Linked DNA regions of Homo sapiens: all the other regions are linked to region 2. A link is an interaction called in ENCODE POLR2A ChIA-PET data of the cell type or tissue named here. Cell type or tissue: OCI-LY7. All regions are shown on one strand. Region 1 overlaps CUX1 (cut like homeobox 1). Region 2 has its middle 20 kb from the start of CUX1. Region 3 overlaps CUX1 (cut like homeobox 1). Region 4 holds the start of LOC107986832 (a long non-coding RNA gene).

Region 1 (4,000 bases), 93 kb after region 2:
GGAATTATAGGGGTGAGCCACCACACCTTGCCAAGAGATGGTCATTAAAGTTGAATTTTGGCACTCCTTGCAGAAACCCTACAAAGTTGGTATCACCTCTATTTTGCATATCAGAAAACTGATGCTGGCCAGGTGCAGTGACTCATGCCTGTAATCTTAGCACTTTGGGAAGCTGAGGCAGGAGGATTGCTTGAGGTCAAGGGTTCAAGACCAGCCTGGGCAACATAACCAGACCCCGTCTCTACAAGAAAATTAAAAAATGAGTTGGATGTGTACCTGTGATCCCAGATACTTAGGAGGCTGAGGTGGGAGGATTGGTTGAGTCCTGGAGTTTAAGGCTGCAGTGAGCTATGATTGCACCACTAAATTCCAACCTGGGCAATGGAGCAAGACCCTGTCTCAAAAAAAAAAAAAAAAAAAGTGCTGAGAGAGATCGTTTCCCGAGGGTCTTTGGATAGTTTGTAGAAAAACAGTACTGTTCCTTCTAAAGCCCTGTGGCTTTTTCCCTATTCCAGGTGCACATTGGCCTTTGAGGCTGGAAAACACTTTTACTTACTTCCAGCTTTATGGGATTCATAAAATGGCCTTGAGAAAAGTAAACCGATTTTTCTCCTTCTAAAAACATCCAGTGGGCCGGGTGCAGTGGTTCACACCTGTCATCCCAACACTTTGGGAGGCCGAGGCCGGCGGATCACTTGAGGTCAGGGGTTTGAGACCAGCCTGGCCAGCATGGTGGAACCCCATTTCTACTAAAAATACAAAAAATTAGCTGGGCCTGGTGGTGAGCACCTGTAATCCCAGCTACTCAGGAGGCTGAGGCAGGAGAATTGCTTGAACCTGGGAGGTGGAGGTTGCAGTCAGGCGAGATCACACCGCTGCACTCCAGCCTGGGCGACAGAGCAAGACTATATCTCAAAAAATAAATAAACAAATAAATACATCTGGTGCAGGTAAAGTGTTCAGGAAGTAATTTCCTGGAAGAGGGAACTCTGCAGTTGCAAATGCGGCCTTCTTACAAGTCGCTTGTAGGGTGTTGAAACTCTCTCGCGATCCCAGTGACTTGAGATGCTCTGTTTTCTGGATAACTAAGCTTTTCCACCTTCACTACGGGGTACCAGGGTCTTTGTAGCAGAGAGGCAGCTGTCTTGATGGTGGAACCACTCCCGCCAGTGTGTGGTGGGGTGCCCCCGGGGATTTAGGGAGAGAGAAGGCCAGTGGCAGGGACTGGCTGGAGGAAGAGGGTGCGAGGAAAAACACTGGCTGACATTTGAAGGAACGTGCTTCAGTATCAGGGAAGGCCAGCGTGGGATAATCGGTGTCTTGGCAGATGGGGTTGACGGGGAGCCCTGAAGCCGGCAGTGTTTAGAGATTCAAAGAATAGGGGGGCTGTGGGGAGTCTTTTGGTTCACAGCAGTGTCCCCCAAACCGGCACAGTGGGATGAGAGTGGGCTGGCCAGGGAAGGGGACAGGGTGTTAGGTCCAGAGGTGCTAAAATCCCCAACCATGGTCAAAATGGGGACATGAGAGACTCGGGGTTCAGAGCTCACATGAAGGACAGCTGTCCCCCCCTCCACCCCCGCCTTGGGTCAGAGCTGGCTAGGAGAGCCCACCCTGCAGCCTGTCCTTCGTGGGAATCAGCATGAGGGGTGCAAAGTGCTCAGCAAGGCCCGGCACCAGGTTTGTTCTTGGGATCAGAGTGATACACGCGCCTTACATTTTTTTTAAGCTGCTGGTTTTGCGGGTCAGTACGGGGAAAAACGGTGAGTCCCTTTTATAAAATATATAGAGAGGTTGGTGCGAAAATAGCAGCTTGTTTCTGCTTGCGTATTTCTACTCACTGCTGGGACACAAATCTACCCTTCCATTTTCTGAATTGTATTCATTCAAACTCTGATTTAACCTCTATTTAGTTAATGAATTGGGCAAGTTAACCTCGAACTCTTCCAGGCTGTGGCTGTTACCGTCACCATCTCCTGCTTCTCACTTTACACACTCATATGAGACCTTTTTTATTTCTGAAGTGTGGCCTGACATTGTTTAGGCTGTTGTTTGGTGCTTATTTTTAACTCTTCTTTTGTCACTTAAGTAGGATGTCTTAATTCTTGTTTAGTGTTAGATCACTTAGCAGGATTTTTTTTTTGAGCGGGGGCGGGGGGAATATGATTTTGTGTCACATTTTGAATACTTCTCTATGGCAGTATCTTTTAGAGTTATTATGGACCCTGTAATTCTGTTCTCAAAGACGTTTAACCACTAGAGGTAGACACCAAAAATGTTTTATTTGTCTCATTTGGGACTCTAATTCAGTGAAGTTGGCTGTTTGGAGTCTGAGACTGGATCTGTTTTTTTATTTTGTTTTGTTGTTGTTTTGTTTGTTTTCAGACAGGGTCTTGCTCTTCTGCCCAGGCTGGAGTGCAGTGGTTTGATCACAAGTCACTGTGGCCTCTAACTTACATGCTTAAGCAATCCTCACGCCTCAGACTCCCGAGTAGCTGGGACCACAGGTGCTCACCACCAGGCCCAGCTGACTTTTGTATTTTTTCTAGAGACAAGGCCTCATAAGTAGTTGTTTCCCAGGCTGGTCTCAAACTCCTGGGCTCAAGTGATCCTCCTGCCTCAGCCTCCCCAAAGTGCTAGGATTATAGGCATAAGCCCTCACACCCAGCCAGGACTGGATCCCTTGACTCACTTAATGATCGGGGTTTACTTCTGACCTGCATGGGGTGCTGTGGGGAACCCAGAGATCAATAAGACAGCCCGTACCTTCTTGGAGCTGTATTTAGCAGGGTCATAGAAGACGCACTCATAATCAGAAACCATCCAGAATGTGACTTCTGGCCAGGGAGAATAGGGAAGGGTTCATGGAGATGGTGGCATTTGATTGAATTCTGAATTTGGGGTTGTAGGTTTCAAATATTAGTTTGGGGACAGTCATCCTTTTATTTTCTTCTCTAAATTTAAAGAAATTGTTATTTTTAAAAACCAATTGGAATGGGTATTGAATTTCTGTGTGGAGAATGTCTACCAGTTTTTCATCATTTTCTCCACTGTATAGTGTCAATAAGTGTTAAATGCAATGGTCTGTAAGACTTTGTTGATAATTTTCTTTTCTTTGACATAGACTTGTAAACTGGAAACCCTGTGTGGGTAATGGGCAGTGCCTATTTCAGCATCTTGTCCCCAGAAATCCACTCCCTAAAAGGCTTGTTGAATGAATCAGATCTAGGAGCATCTCTTTTGTGTTGGAGCGGAGAGTCAGTCCGGACTTTGAGCCTCTCCTTGCACTGACCAGCGGCAGGCTGAAGACAGTTGGACTTAAGAAAACTTAATCTAGAAGCAATATGCTGGTCAGATTCTTTCAATGCTAGGTTTAGTATCGTTCCTTTTTCTCCCATTTGGTGAAGTGGTGTAATGCTTTAGCACATTTTAAATAAGATTACACAAGCGGCTGTTAGTTGGCATCAAGAATCTTTTAATCTGGAAAGAAAATGTTACCTCCTTCATTTGCAAAACAGAGTGTTTCTGGCACCGTATCCCAAAGTGTCTTCTGGTTGTTCCGTTTTTCAGAAGTTACTGTGGGCTTCTAATTACCCTCATTTAGACATCCAGGACAGAAATTGCCACTTCAACAAGAAAATTTTGTAATGAGCCGGAGGAAATGGTCTCATCATTACTACGTTATACGCAGTCTGAGAGTCTGCGTGGATTTTTATTTCACAAGAATGTGACTGTTTAATTGAAAAATGTTGTTAAAATGTGCTTTCTGTTCCTATCAGTATGTTGTTAGTGCTTATATAGCCATGCTCGAGTCAGTGAAAATTGGTGCCCTTTGCCAAAATACTTTTTTTCATTTTTGTGTATAATTTTGTGAGCTAGGTCTATTTTTGTTTAATTAGGCCCTGCAAGAGAATGAGGGAGAGCTGTATTTAAATTTTTAGACCATTAAAGGGCCTAAAACTATCCTAGATGAAAGGCCCCCAAAATTAGCTTTAATATTTAT
Region 2 (4,000 bases):
TTGCTCTTGAACTCCTGACCTCAGGTGATCCACCAGCCTTGGCCTCCCAAAGTGCTGGGATTACAGGCATTAGTCACCCCATCTGGCCTATGCTACTTACTTCCAATACCCTACCATTGTCCTTTTAGTGATGACCATACCCAGGCGATCTCGATGCCCAAGATTTAAGGTGCAGGAAATCCCACTGGAGTTCAGAGCTGCTGCTTTTTTTTTTTCCTCCAAGAGAAATTGTTGAAGTCAAACTTGACCAAGTTCTTTCTGCAAACTGGATGCCTTCACATGCCTGTCTCCAGATCCATGCTTCAAGGCTAAGTGTTATTAATAAAAGTAATGCAGATTGGGAGGCCGAGGCAGGCGGATTATGAGATCAGGAGTTCGAGACCACCCTGGCCAACATGGTGAAACCCCTCTCTACTAAAAATAGAAAAATTGGCCGGGCGTGGTGGCGGGCATCTGTAATCCCAGCTACTTGGGAGGCTGAGGCAGGAGAATCTCTTGAACCCAGGAGGCGGAGGTTGCAGTGAGCTGAGATTGTGCCACTGCACTCCAGCCTGGTGACAGAGCGAGACTCCATCTCAAAAAAAAAAAAAAAAAAAAAAGCCATCCTGGCTAACACGGTGAAACCCCGTCTCTACCAAAAATACACAAAAATTAGCCAGGTGTGTGGCAGACACTTGTAGTCCCAGCTGCTCAGGAGGCCGAGGCAGGAGAATGGCGTGAACCCGAGAGGTGGAGCTCGCAGTGAGCCGAGATCGCGCCACTGCACTCCAGCCTGGGTGACAGAGCGAGACTCTGTCTCAAAGAAAAAAAAAAAAAGTAATGGAGAAGCTGAAGGTTACCCAACTCGTTTCCTGGGCTTGCTTCTCTCTGTCACAGTTCCCTGACAATGATGAAAGCCTGTTCTTTCCAGCCCTCGGCCTCTGTTGGTCCTCACTTTGCAAATGTCTTTCCCAATCTTCACCCACACCAGAAACTCCACGTCTCCCCATGAGAGTTCCCAGGACACCCCGTGAGCCGTTTGCAAGAGAGTGTATCACCTTTAACTCGCCCCTGTCTGTTGCAGGAAACAGGGGTCAGACTGTTCTACGCTTTGAGCACATGGCCTTTGAGGCTTCTCACTTGATCCTCAGAGCTAAATGCTCTCAGATCAGAACAGCAAAGGACTTCGGCCTCAGACCCAGCAAGAGATGTTGTCATTGCATACAATCAGCCAGGAATGCCTTCATTCATTCTACACATCTTTATTGACACAGCCTGGCCCTGAAGTCAAAAGAATGAGAAAGGAGGAAGACAGGCTTGGTGCCTGCCTCCCTGTGTTTAGAGGTTAGCAGAAAAAGAACTAAATCAGGGATGCATTAGAATTATGGTATTACGCCACCATGGAATACTATGCAGCCATAAAAAAGAATGAGTTTGGCCGGGCACAGTGGCTCACCCCTGTAATCCCAGCACTCTGGGAGGCTGAGGCAGGTGGATCACCTGAGGTCAGGAGTTTGACACCAGCCTGACCAACATGCTAAAACCTCGCCTCCACTAAAAATACAAAATTAGCCAGGCATAGTGGTGCATGCATGTAATTAATCCCAGCTACTTGGGAGGCTGAGGCAGGAGAATCACTTGAACCTCGGAGGCAGAGGTTGCAGTGAGCCGAGATGGCACCACTGCACTCCAGCCTGGGCAACAAGAGAGAAACTCCATCTCAAAAAAAAAATAAAGAAAGAAAGAATGAGTTAATGTCCTTTGCAGGGACATGGATGAAGCTGGAAGCCGTCATTCTCAGCAAACTAACACGGGAACAGAAAACCAAACACCGCATGTTCTCCCTCATAAGTGGGAGTTGAACAATGAGAACACATGGACACAGGGAGGGGAACATCACACACCGGGGCCTGTTGGGGGGTGGGGGGGCAAGGAGAGAGAGAACATTAGGACAGATGTCTAATGCATGCGGGGCTTAAAACCTAGATGACAGGTCGATAGGTGCAGCAAACCACCATGGCACATGTATACCTATATAGCAAACCTGCACTTTCTGCACATGTATCCCAGAACTTAAAATTTTTTAAAAAAATTATGGTATTATGCATACTAGGCTGGGTGTGGTGGTTCATGCCTGTAATCCTAGCACTTTGAGAGGCCGAGGGGGGTGGATCGCCTGAGCTCAGGAGTTCAAGACCACCCTGGGCAACATGATGAAATCACGTCTCAACTAAAATGCAAAAAATCAGCCAGGCGTGGTGGCGCACCTGTAGTCCAGCTACTCAGGAGGCTGAGGCAAGAGAATTGCTTGAGCCCGGGAGGTGGAGGTAGCAGTGAGCTGAGATCACGCCACTGCACTGCACTCCAGCCTGGGCGATGAAGCGAGACGCTGTCTCAAAAAAAAAAAAAAAAAAGAAAGAAAGAAAAGTGTGGTATTATGCATACTAACAACAGGGAAAAGTGAACCAGCTCCCAACTGAATCCTACTTTGCTAAGTTGTGTACATGTTTTCTTTATTCATTTCCATTCACTTATGTACAAGTTAAATATATATTTTTTAATTCCTGCTGTATCCGTCAGGGGACTAGCAGGAAACAGAATCAAACAGGGACGATTTAAGAGAAGTTAAGAAGGGACTAGGAGGCTGGCTGTGGTGGCTTACGCCTGTAATCCCAACACTTTGGGAGGATTGCTTGAGTCCAGGAGTTTGAGGCCAGCTTGGGCAATATAGCAAGACCCCATCACTATAAAGATTGTTTTTGGTTGGCCACGGTGGCTCACGCCTGTAATCCCAGCACTTTGGGAGGCCGAGGCAGGCAGATCACTTGAGGTCAGGAGTTCGAGACCAGCCTGGCCAGCATGGTGAAACCCCATCTGTACTAAAAATATAAAAAACTAGATTGGCATGGTGGTGCTTGCCTGTAGTCCCAGCTACTCGGGAGGCTGAGGCAGAAGGATTGCTTGAACCCGGCAGACAGAGGTTGCAGTGAGCCAAGATCGAGCCATTGCACTCCAGGCTGGACAACAGAGCAAGACTCTGTCTCAAAAAAAAAAAAAAAGGTTTTTTTTTTTGTTTTTTTTTTAATAGCTGGGCATGCACCTGTAGTCCCAGCTACTCAGGAGGCTGAGGCAAGAGGATTGCTTGAGGCCAGGAGTTTGAGACCAGCCTGGGCAACATAGAGAGACCCTGTCTCTATAAAAAAAAATTTTTTTTAATTAGCCAGGTGTGGTGGCACACTTCCGTGGTCCTAGCTACTTGGGAGGCTGTGGCAGGAGGATCACTTGAGCCCAGGAGTTTGAGGCTGCAATGAGCTATGATTGCTCCACTGCACTCCAGCCTGGAAGACAAAGTGAAATCCAGTCTCCAAACAAACAAACAAACAAACAAACACCTCACAAACAAACAACAAGCAAAGGACAGTTAGGAGCGCTGGTTAATCCGTGCTCTTTCAGGAAGCCAGGGTGCACAATTTACTCTCAAAATAAGAGTGGGCAGGGGTGGAGACGGTAGTCATTCATTACCATTCTCTCTATATTAATCGACTAAACCGATAACCACCAGCTGTCTCGCGTCTTTGTGAATTCACAGACATAATGTGTGTGCATCTGGGTCTTAACAAGAGATCATGGAGGCTGAGTAATGTTTGGGCAGAGAAAAAAATTATTGCATTAAGCAATATGATCTTCAAAAATTGACAGCTGGTGATATGGAAGCTTTCAATCTTTTATTTTGTCTTAGGCTGAGAGGCAAAGTCTGGTGTTTAGCTGTATTTTGTATTGATTTTCCAAATGACAAAGAAAATTTCAAAAGCTGTCAAACAAACACGAGACACTTACGAAGTGAAGCTGTGTTTCATTGGGATTTATGCTTTCTTCCTCATCTATTATGGATATTTCATTAGCGATTAGTCAGAAACTTTTGAAGCTAGCTTCGGAGTTTGTCATTTAGAGCTTTCATATCAATTTCCTTAAAACATAAGAAATAACATTCCTATAAATAAGGCAAAGGGCTAAGGCAGAT
Region 3 (4,000 bases), 450 kb after region 2:
TGTCGTGTTTTCAAGGAAGAAAACGGAAATGTGTGGTCGAGCTTTTTTGTACCCTGAAGTGTTTTTTTTATTGCCCTAAGTGATTTCCACAGGTTCTGGAATAACTCTTACAGCTTTGCCTTGTGTCCTCCTGTTCCGTGTGGGCTTTAAAAGAAAAAAAATCAAACCCACATATTAAAAGGGGGCTTTTTATCTGCCATCTAATGGCTTCAGAGCGATAATACACTATTATCTTCTTAAACCAGGAAAAAATAAAAGGGGGGGTGGGATTTTTCAGAAAAATTAAAAAAGAAAGTTTTTGTAGCTGTTCAGTTGCCACTAAGAGATTGCACAGTCAAAACGACTCTAAACACACTAGTTTGGATTCCTAAATATTTTCAAGAAAAGAATCTTCTCGTTTGAAACTTTGAATTAAAATAAAACACATTTACTCCACATATTTTTTAACAAAAAGAAAACGTCACATCAGGAAACTCTGATTTTGTGGTAGCTGACATAGTGTTTTCTTGTACGTGAATAGAATCCTGACATGTAGTGCACATTGATGTATAGCTTTAACTGACCCTGGGTTTTGCAGACCAGGGTTTGTTTAATACACTCCATTCTAGGCCAAATCAGGACAAAAAAAAGAAAAAAAAAGAAAAAAAAAAAAGAAAAGATCCGAATCTAGGTATTTTATAATCTGCTTTTTAACCTCTAACCGCAGAGCACGCTGATCAGACCTCATATCTTGGAGGTTTAGGAGACAAGTTAGAACTGTAGCATGTACCTGTTAATTTTGTTTAATTTATGGTGTCTCAATCTGTCTGTGCGTCTGCACGTGTGCAAGCATTGAAAGAAAGGAGAGAGTAGTCCGGGCGAGCACAGCAGGCAGTTCCAGGGCCAGACGGGCCCATCCCCAAGTAGATAGCAGTCTACGGATCTCTCTCTGGCACAGAAGGCACCTCACCTCACACCACTCTCCTGGATACCTGATGAACTGAGCCCTCCCAGGGGAAGACACTCCCCAGGCCTGGGCAGGGCTTACACGCGCACTCTCTCTCTTCTTTCCCTTTTTCTTCCCACCGCAAGCACTGATGACCCTGTTGAACTCGTGGGAAACTTCCTTTCTCTGCAGGAGAGAGAACGTGGCATTCTGGGCTCCCCACTCCCATCCCTGTAGAAATGGCCCAAACTCACACCAAAACGTGGATGCTCTTCAACTTCCAAACCTACCATTTGCCCTTCTTTCATTTCGCCTCTTAGTTCTTTTTATGCACAGTTTTAGGGCAGTCTAAGTACAAACTGAAAGTCTAACTTGTCTCTGATTCCTCCCTTGTCTATGTGTATATGCGTGAGAATAGAGGCGGGTGAGAGTGTGCGTGCGTGTGCGTGTGTGCAATTTTATACGTCTGTGTATTTTCTTAAGTACCTGTGCACACGTAGAGTGCATTACTGCCACCTTTTTCAATAAGCTGTTTTATCAGTTACGGCTTCTACAAGTTTGCTAATTTAGACTTCTTTATTGCCATATCTTTAAACTAACAATAGATGATTTCGGTATATATATATATTTTTTTTTGCTTATTTATAGGTGCTGTATTTTATTATCTGATTGTTAGGAAGGGATGAAAGGGGCAAATATTCTTTAGAGGGATAGACTGCCGGCAGTATTGGGTATAATTTACAAGATGTAGTTGTCATACTGTATATTACTGATTGAAAACTTTTTGACCGTATTGTGTATCATTGAAACCTTTGTCTTAGGTCAACATCTTTGGATGACATTTTAATGGTGCATTCATTATTTCTTAAGTTTAATTAATATTACTTTTTTTTTTATTTGGGGGGTGGGAGGGAGTTATAATTTTAAAGGTATGCTCTGGCTGTTCCACCTCCGTGTGCTTGTTAATTAACTTGTAGGACTTTGACTGTAAGATGTGAAACCACGTTTCTTGCATGATGTTTTAGAGATTATTTCATTTACAGTCTTTTAACCTGCAGCTGCAGCACTTAGTTCACGTTTTCACAAATTTCAAGAGTCACTACACTAAAGACAATGCCTTTTCATGAATAAGAAGTTTTCAGAAGGCTCTAGGGGGCTGGGAGGCAGGCTGTTCGTTTGTCTTTTGTTGGGGGTATCATTTCTGAACTTGAAATCCAGTTCAGGGAGAAGAGAATTCAAAATTAGAGGAGCTTAAGGGGACACGGGTCAACATCTAGCTCGATTCAGGTGCATTGAGAAGAGTGAGTTCACATCGGTGACCCTTAGGACAGTGAGTGGCAGAGCCCTGACGACTGTGGTGTCCTCTCCACAAAACCCTCAAGGGACTTTTGTCATCATGTGTGATGAATCTTTAAATATCGTCTAATTTTCATAAGAATGAAAAGAAGTTAACAGGAAATAGTAGGCTAGGGTTTAGTTTTAAAGGCATGACTGTTATTTACAAAGGTGTTAAATCTGAGGAAATTGACAAATACAGATTTGTCCATTCTAGTGGCCAAACAGTAACAGTCTAAAATGCAGTCATTTTGACCCTCCCAAGCAATTTAGTCATATGTGTTGTTTTCTCTTTTCTGTTTTTACTTCTTAGATTTTTAACTAGGTTACTGTTGGTTCCCATTCTGTCTTTTTTGCCAGACTTACATCTGGTGCCAGATACAATCAGTTGGTTAAATTTTGCTTGCAGTTCTGTGTATTTTTTTTCCTCTATTATTTATTTTTTTAAAAAAAATAGAGATCCTAACCTTAGATCTTTGATGTGAAGCTAGCACTGTCTGTAATACTTCTAAGAGCTGCCACTAAAATAATACAGCAATCCGTGGCCAGGGGAGCACCCCCTCCTGGTTGGGCCCCTCAGTTGGAGTCTAAGGGTTAATCTCTCATCTTGCTAAGCAGTATTCAAGTGCCTTGAACAGTGTCCCCTCGGCATGGCTCCCCTTCAGCAGGCTGGCATTCCAAGCAGTGGCCCCCGCAGGCAGCCGACCCCCTTCCTCTTCACGCTCTATGAGTTTAAAAAGCTGATTTGTACCTCTCCCCTGGGGGAAACGGTTCCATATAAAACACTAACACTTAATTACAAGCTCCATTATGCCATTTTAAATGGCTTCTTTTTGTTAATTGGAGGCATTGTTCATAACTTAAGGCTTTTGCCATTAACTTAGCTGGCTAAGCAGAGGCTCGGGGTAAAATCAGTGTTTGCATTTAGCCTCTTGACCCGGAGTTCCGGCCCAAGCTCCCTTGTGATAGCCGAGATGGCAGGTGTGTGAGTTCTGTCCTAGACCTGTGCCCAACTCACTTCCACCCCAGAGGAGTCTTCTGTCCTCCTCCCCAACCCCCGAGCTCCCTGGTAACCTCCTCTTGAACTTCTGTATCAGTGAAGACATCTGTGGTTTCTGCTCACCAGACCTCTCTTTAGAAAGGGTTATCAGAGCCATGGAGCTTAGCTCAATTGGATTCTTCTAGACGATCTTAGGAGGCATCTTGGCATGAGGCAGCTTCTAAGCGTCTCCTGGGACAGGATTGGGGTGACAGCCCAGGGATGCATGCATGGGAGAACTCTCTGAGAAATGCCAGGATCGTGGCTCACAGGGACCCACCATCAAAACCTGCTACTTTGTGCAAGTAATTGAGGCAAAAGATACCAGTCGACAGCCTCCCTGGGGTAGATCCCTTGTACCTCCAAAGTACAAATACCTCCCTGCTCAGTTTCCTTCCTGTCGCCATCTTTGTTTTCTTCCCATTGAAAAACCATCCTGTCTGATGTGGACGTTCAGGTCTGCTGGTTGGCGGTCCGGGCCCAGAGTGCAGCAGAGCTCTGGGTTAAATATTCCTTTCTGGCCACCGCCCAAGCCCAGGTGGCCAGCTCTCATACCCCATCTCCCTCCTTGGCCAGGGCCAGCATCAGGCGTGCAGCTCATGACCAGTTTACACAGGCTGCAAAGAGATCGCTGTGGGCCTCGGCTGACTACTTTAAGATTATGCCACAGCCAGGCCCTAAAAAGAGAGGGGAACAGGAGT
Region 4 (4,000 bases), 220 kb before region 2:
TGAGGCTGCAGTGGGCTATGATTGAACCACTGCACTCCAGCCTGGGCAGCAGAGTGAGACCCTGTCTCCAAAAAAAAAAAAAAATAAACAAAATAAAATGAAATATTTTCAGATTGTTTATTGCTAGTCTATAGAAGTAAACTTGAATTTTGTATGCCAACCTTATATCCTGAAACTGCTGAACTTGTTTATTAGTTCTAATAGTGTGTGTACATATTCTTTAAGATTTTGTATATACAAGTTCTTGTCATCTGAGAATAGAAATAGTTTTATTTCTCTTTTTCCAATCTGGATGGCTTTATTTATTTTTCTTGCCTAATTACTCTGGCTAGAATCTCTAGTACAATGCTGAATAGAGATAGTGAGAGAGGACATCCTAGTTGTGTTCTTGATTTTAGGGTAGAAACATTCATACTTTCTCCATTAAATATGATGTTAGCTATGGGTTTTTTGTAGATGCCCTTTTTCAGGTTAAAGAGGTTCCCTTATATTCTTAGTTTATTGTTTTGTTTTGTTTTGTTTTTATCATGACAGTGTGTTAGATTTTATCAAATGCTTTTTCTGCAAATTTTGAGATGGTCCTGTGTGTTTTGTCCTTTCTTCTATTAATATGGTGTATTACTTTGATTGATTTCAGATGTTAAACCAATCTTGCATTCTTGGGATGAATCCCACCTGGTGGTGATACATAATCGTCTTATATGTTCCTGAATTTGGTTTTCCAGTATTTTATTGAGGATTTCCATCTATGTTCATAATGGATACTGGTTCATAAATTTCCTTTCTGGTGATGTCTTTGTCTAGTTTTATTATCAGGGTAATACTGGCATCATAGAATGAGTTGGAAAATGTTCTATTAGCTCATATTTTCTGGAGGTTTTGTGAAGAATTTGAGTTTATTATTTGTGTTAGTCCATTTTCACAGTGCTATAAAGAACTACCTGAGACTGGGTAATTTATGAAGAGGTTTAATTGACTCTCAGTTCCACAGGCTTACCAGGAAGCATGACTAGGAGGAGGCCTCAGGAAACTTATAGTCATGATGGAAGGCAAAGGAGAAACAAGCACCTTCTTCACATGGTGGCAGGAGAGAGAGTGAGGGAAGCAGGAAGTGCCACACAATTTTTTTTTTTTTTCAAGACGGAGTCTCACTCTGCAACCTCCGCCTCCTGGGTTCAAGCGATTCTCCTGCCTCAGCCTACTGAGTAGCTGGGATTCCAGGCACATGCCCAGCTAATTTTTATATTTTTAGTAGAGACACGGTTTCACCATGTTGATCAGGCTGGTCTCAATCTCCTGACCTTGTGATCTGCCGGTCTCAGCCTCCCAAAGTGCTGGGATTACAGGTGTGAGCCACTGCACCTGGTTGAGAACTCACTCAATATCATGAGAACGGCAATGGGGAAATCTGCCCTCATGATCCAGTTACCTCCTATCAGGCCCCTCCTCCAATTCAACGTGAGATTTGGGTGGGGACACAAATCCAAACCATAACATTCTCTGCATTTTTGGTAGAATTCGCCAGTGAATCCACATGAGCCTGTGTTTCTATTCTCTATTTTATCTACTTCACTCCAACAGATACAGGAGCTAGAAAGAAATTATTTAGGAAGATAGTGAGGGTAAGAGAATCCTAGTGTAGCAGGACGAGCCACAGACAAAACTCCTCAGACACTGAGTTAAATAAGGAAGGGGTTTATTCAGCCGGGGGCATTGGCAAGACTCCTGTCTCAAGAGCTGAGCTCCCTGAGTGAGCAATTCCTGTCCCTTTTAAGGGCTTACAACTCTAAGGGGGTCCACATGAGAGGGTTGTGATCGATTGAGCAAGCAGGGGGTACGTGACTAGGGGCTGCATGTACCAGTAATCAGAACGAAACAGAACAGGACAGGGATTTTTACAATGATTTTCCATACAATGTCTGGAATCTATAGATAACATAACTGGTTAGGTCGGGGTCGATCTTTAACTATCAGGCCCAGAGCATGGTGCCAGGCTGTCTTCCTGTGGATTTCACTTCTGCCTTTCAGTTTTTACTTCTTTCTTTGGAGGCAGAAATTAGGCATAAGACAATTATGAGGGGTGGTCTCTTCCCTTACTAGGTAAGGTTTCCTTTTAATAAAAAGCAGCCCCCAAATAATTTCTTTTCTAACAAAAAGCAGCCTGAAAAATCAAGCTTCAAGCATAGATAAGCAAGCTCAAAGCGTGCATAGGTAAATGCCAACAGCTGTGCCAATAGAAAAGGGACACCTGGAAGCTAGGTATATTCAACATGGAGGTTCCTTCTTCCCTTTTCTTTGTTGCCACATGTGTAGTAAAAAAGCAGGCAACATGGCATTGGCCAAGTAGAGACCCCATCTGCATAACAAAAGATTAGGGTGGGATGGCCAGCTTCTTCGCACACTATGCAAATGGGACACCTGGTCTGACCAGTCTCTCATGTCCTATGTAAATCAGACACTGCCTCCTCAAGCTCGTCTATAAAACCCCATGCATTTCACCATGAAGCCCAAAGACCCTACTTGGGAGTCCCTCTCCCTCTGCAGAAGAGAGAGCTTTTCTCTGCCTTTCACTTATTAAACCTCTGCTCTTAAACTCATTCCTTGTGTGTGTTTGTGTATTCAGTTTCCCTGGTGTGAGGCAATGAACCTCGGGTATTTTCCCCAGACAAACCATGCCCCTTCACAATCTTTATTATTTCCTTTCTTCAACTTGTTTTAGGTTTAGTTTAGACTTCTTTTTCAAGTTACAGGAAGTGGAAGTTTAAGTGACTGATTTAGATCCTTATTCTTTTTCATATAGGTGATTACAGCTATAAATTTTCCTCTAAGCACTGCTTTATGGCTGCATTCTACAAGTTTTGGTGAGTTGTTTCATTTTTATTTAAAGCATGCTCTAATTTCCTTGTGGTATCTTCTTTGATCCATTGGTTACTTAAGAGTGTGATGTTTAATTTCCACATGTTCCTGAATTTCCCAATTTCCTTCTGTTATGCATTCTCATGAGATTAGAAAACATACTTTGTATGATTCCAATCTTTTTAAACTTACTGAGTACTTTTTTATGGCCTAACATATGGTTTACAGTGCAGAATGTTCCATGTACACTTGAGAAGAACATGTATTCTGATGTTGTTGACTGGAGTGTTCTGTAGGTGTCTGTTAGGTTCCACTGAATAATAGCGTTCCTTTAATTCTTAAGACGTGGTTTCCTCTAGTTTTTGCACATATTCATAACAGTGTACTTGAAGACTTTGCCTAGTAATTCCAGTGTCTGGACTTCCTCAGAGACAGTTTCCTGTGAATGGACCATACTCTTCTGTTTCTCTGCATGTCTCATAATTTTTTGTTGTTGAATATTAGACATTTAAAATAATATAATGTAGCAAATTTGGAAATCAGATTCCCTGACCCCCCACCACAAAGAGTTTGTTGTTGCTATTGCTGTTTGTTTCCTTAGTGATTTTTCTGGATTAATTCTATAAAGTCTGTGTTCTTTTTCATGTTTTGCTGCTAAAATTCCTGTTAGCTTAGTAGTCAACTAATGATTGCACAGGCTTTTTTTTTTTTTTTTTTTTTGACAGAGTCTTGCTCTGTCATCCAGGCTGGAGTGCAGTGGCGTGATCTTGGCTCCCTGCAGCCTCTACTTCCTGGGTTTAAGCAATTCTCGTGCCTCAGCCTCCCAAGTGGCTGAGACTACAGGCACACACCACCATGCCTGGCTAATTTTTGTATTTTTGGTAGAGATGGGGTTTTGCGTGTTGGCCAGGCTGGTCTCAAACTCCTGGCCTCAAGTGATCCACCCACCTCGGCCTCCCAAAGGGCTGGGATTACAGGTGTGAACCACTGTGCCCAGCCCAGATATTTCTTTAAATCCCTTAACCCCATAAGTGTCCCAGCCTTTGCTGAGGAACACTGTGTGTGTGTGGAGCCTGACTTCAATGCTTTATCAAGCAGTTTGCAGCTCTGCCGTAGCCTTCATTTCCTTCTTGTGCAGAGCCTC

Evidence for each region. Peaks named below come from ENCODE experiments on the same cell type or tissue, not always from the same donor. Only the 100,000 strongest peaks of a DNase experiment are listed, where the experiment ranks them.
Region 1: POLR2A ChIA-PET joins it to region 2 with 5 read pairs; 4 of 35 experiments call an interaction of 5 or more read pairs at or near these places.
Region 3: POLR2A ChIA-PET joins it to region 2 with 6 read pairs; 4 of 35 experiments call an interaction of 5 or more read pairs at or near these places.
Region 4: POLR2A ChIA-PET joins it to region 2 with 5 read pairs; 2 of 35 experiments call an interaction of 5 or more read pairs at or near these places.

What each region holds. Positions count from the first base shown.
Region 1 is chr7:101,888,858-101,892,857 of GRCh38, forward strand. All of the region lies in intron 1 of CUX1 (cut like homeobox 1), which reads left to right. Among named protein-coding and RNA genes, the nearest start is that of CUX1, 73 kb to the left of the region's middle. RefSeq lists an enhancer at 1,390-2,100. In OCI-LY7, a CTCF peak has its summit at 2,243 (motif pointing right); DNase peaks (open chromatin) are centred at 71, 1,769 and 2,484; H3K4me3 peaks cover 3,199 bases; H3K27ac peaks cover 4,000 bases.
Region 2 is chr7:101,796,091-101,800,090 of GRCh38, forward strand. No RefSeq gene overlaps it. Among named protein-coding and RNA genes, the nearest start is that of CUX1, 20 kb to the right of the region's middle. In OCI-LY7, no CTCF peak of the experiment used is centred here; DNase peaks (open chromatin) are centred at 761, 1,081 and 2,231; H3K4me3 peaks cover 1,304 bases; H3K27ac peaks cover 3,992 bases.
Region 3 is chr7:102,249,423-102,253,422 of GRCh38, forward strand. CUX1 (cut like homeobox 1) reads left to right here. Exons shown (of 24, transcript NM_181552.4): 24 at 1-4,000. Among named protein-coding and RNA genes, the nearest start is that of SH2B2, 35 kb to the right of the region's middle. In OCI-LY7, no CTCF peak of the experiment used is centred here; a DNase peak (open chromatin) is centred at 2,289; H3K4me3 peaks cover 752 bases; H3K27ac peaks cover 1,694 bases.
Region 4 is chr7:101,572,946-101,576,945 of GRCh38, forward strand. LOC107986832 (a long non-coding RNA gene) reads left to right here and starts at 2,800. Exons shown (of 3, transcript XR_001745314.2): 1 at 2,800-2,861. In OCI-LY7, no CTCF peak of the experiment used is centred here; a DNase peak (open chromatin) is centred at 2,406; H3K4me3 peaks cover 1,137 bases; H3K27ac peaks cover 1,325 bases.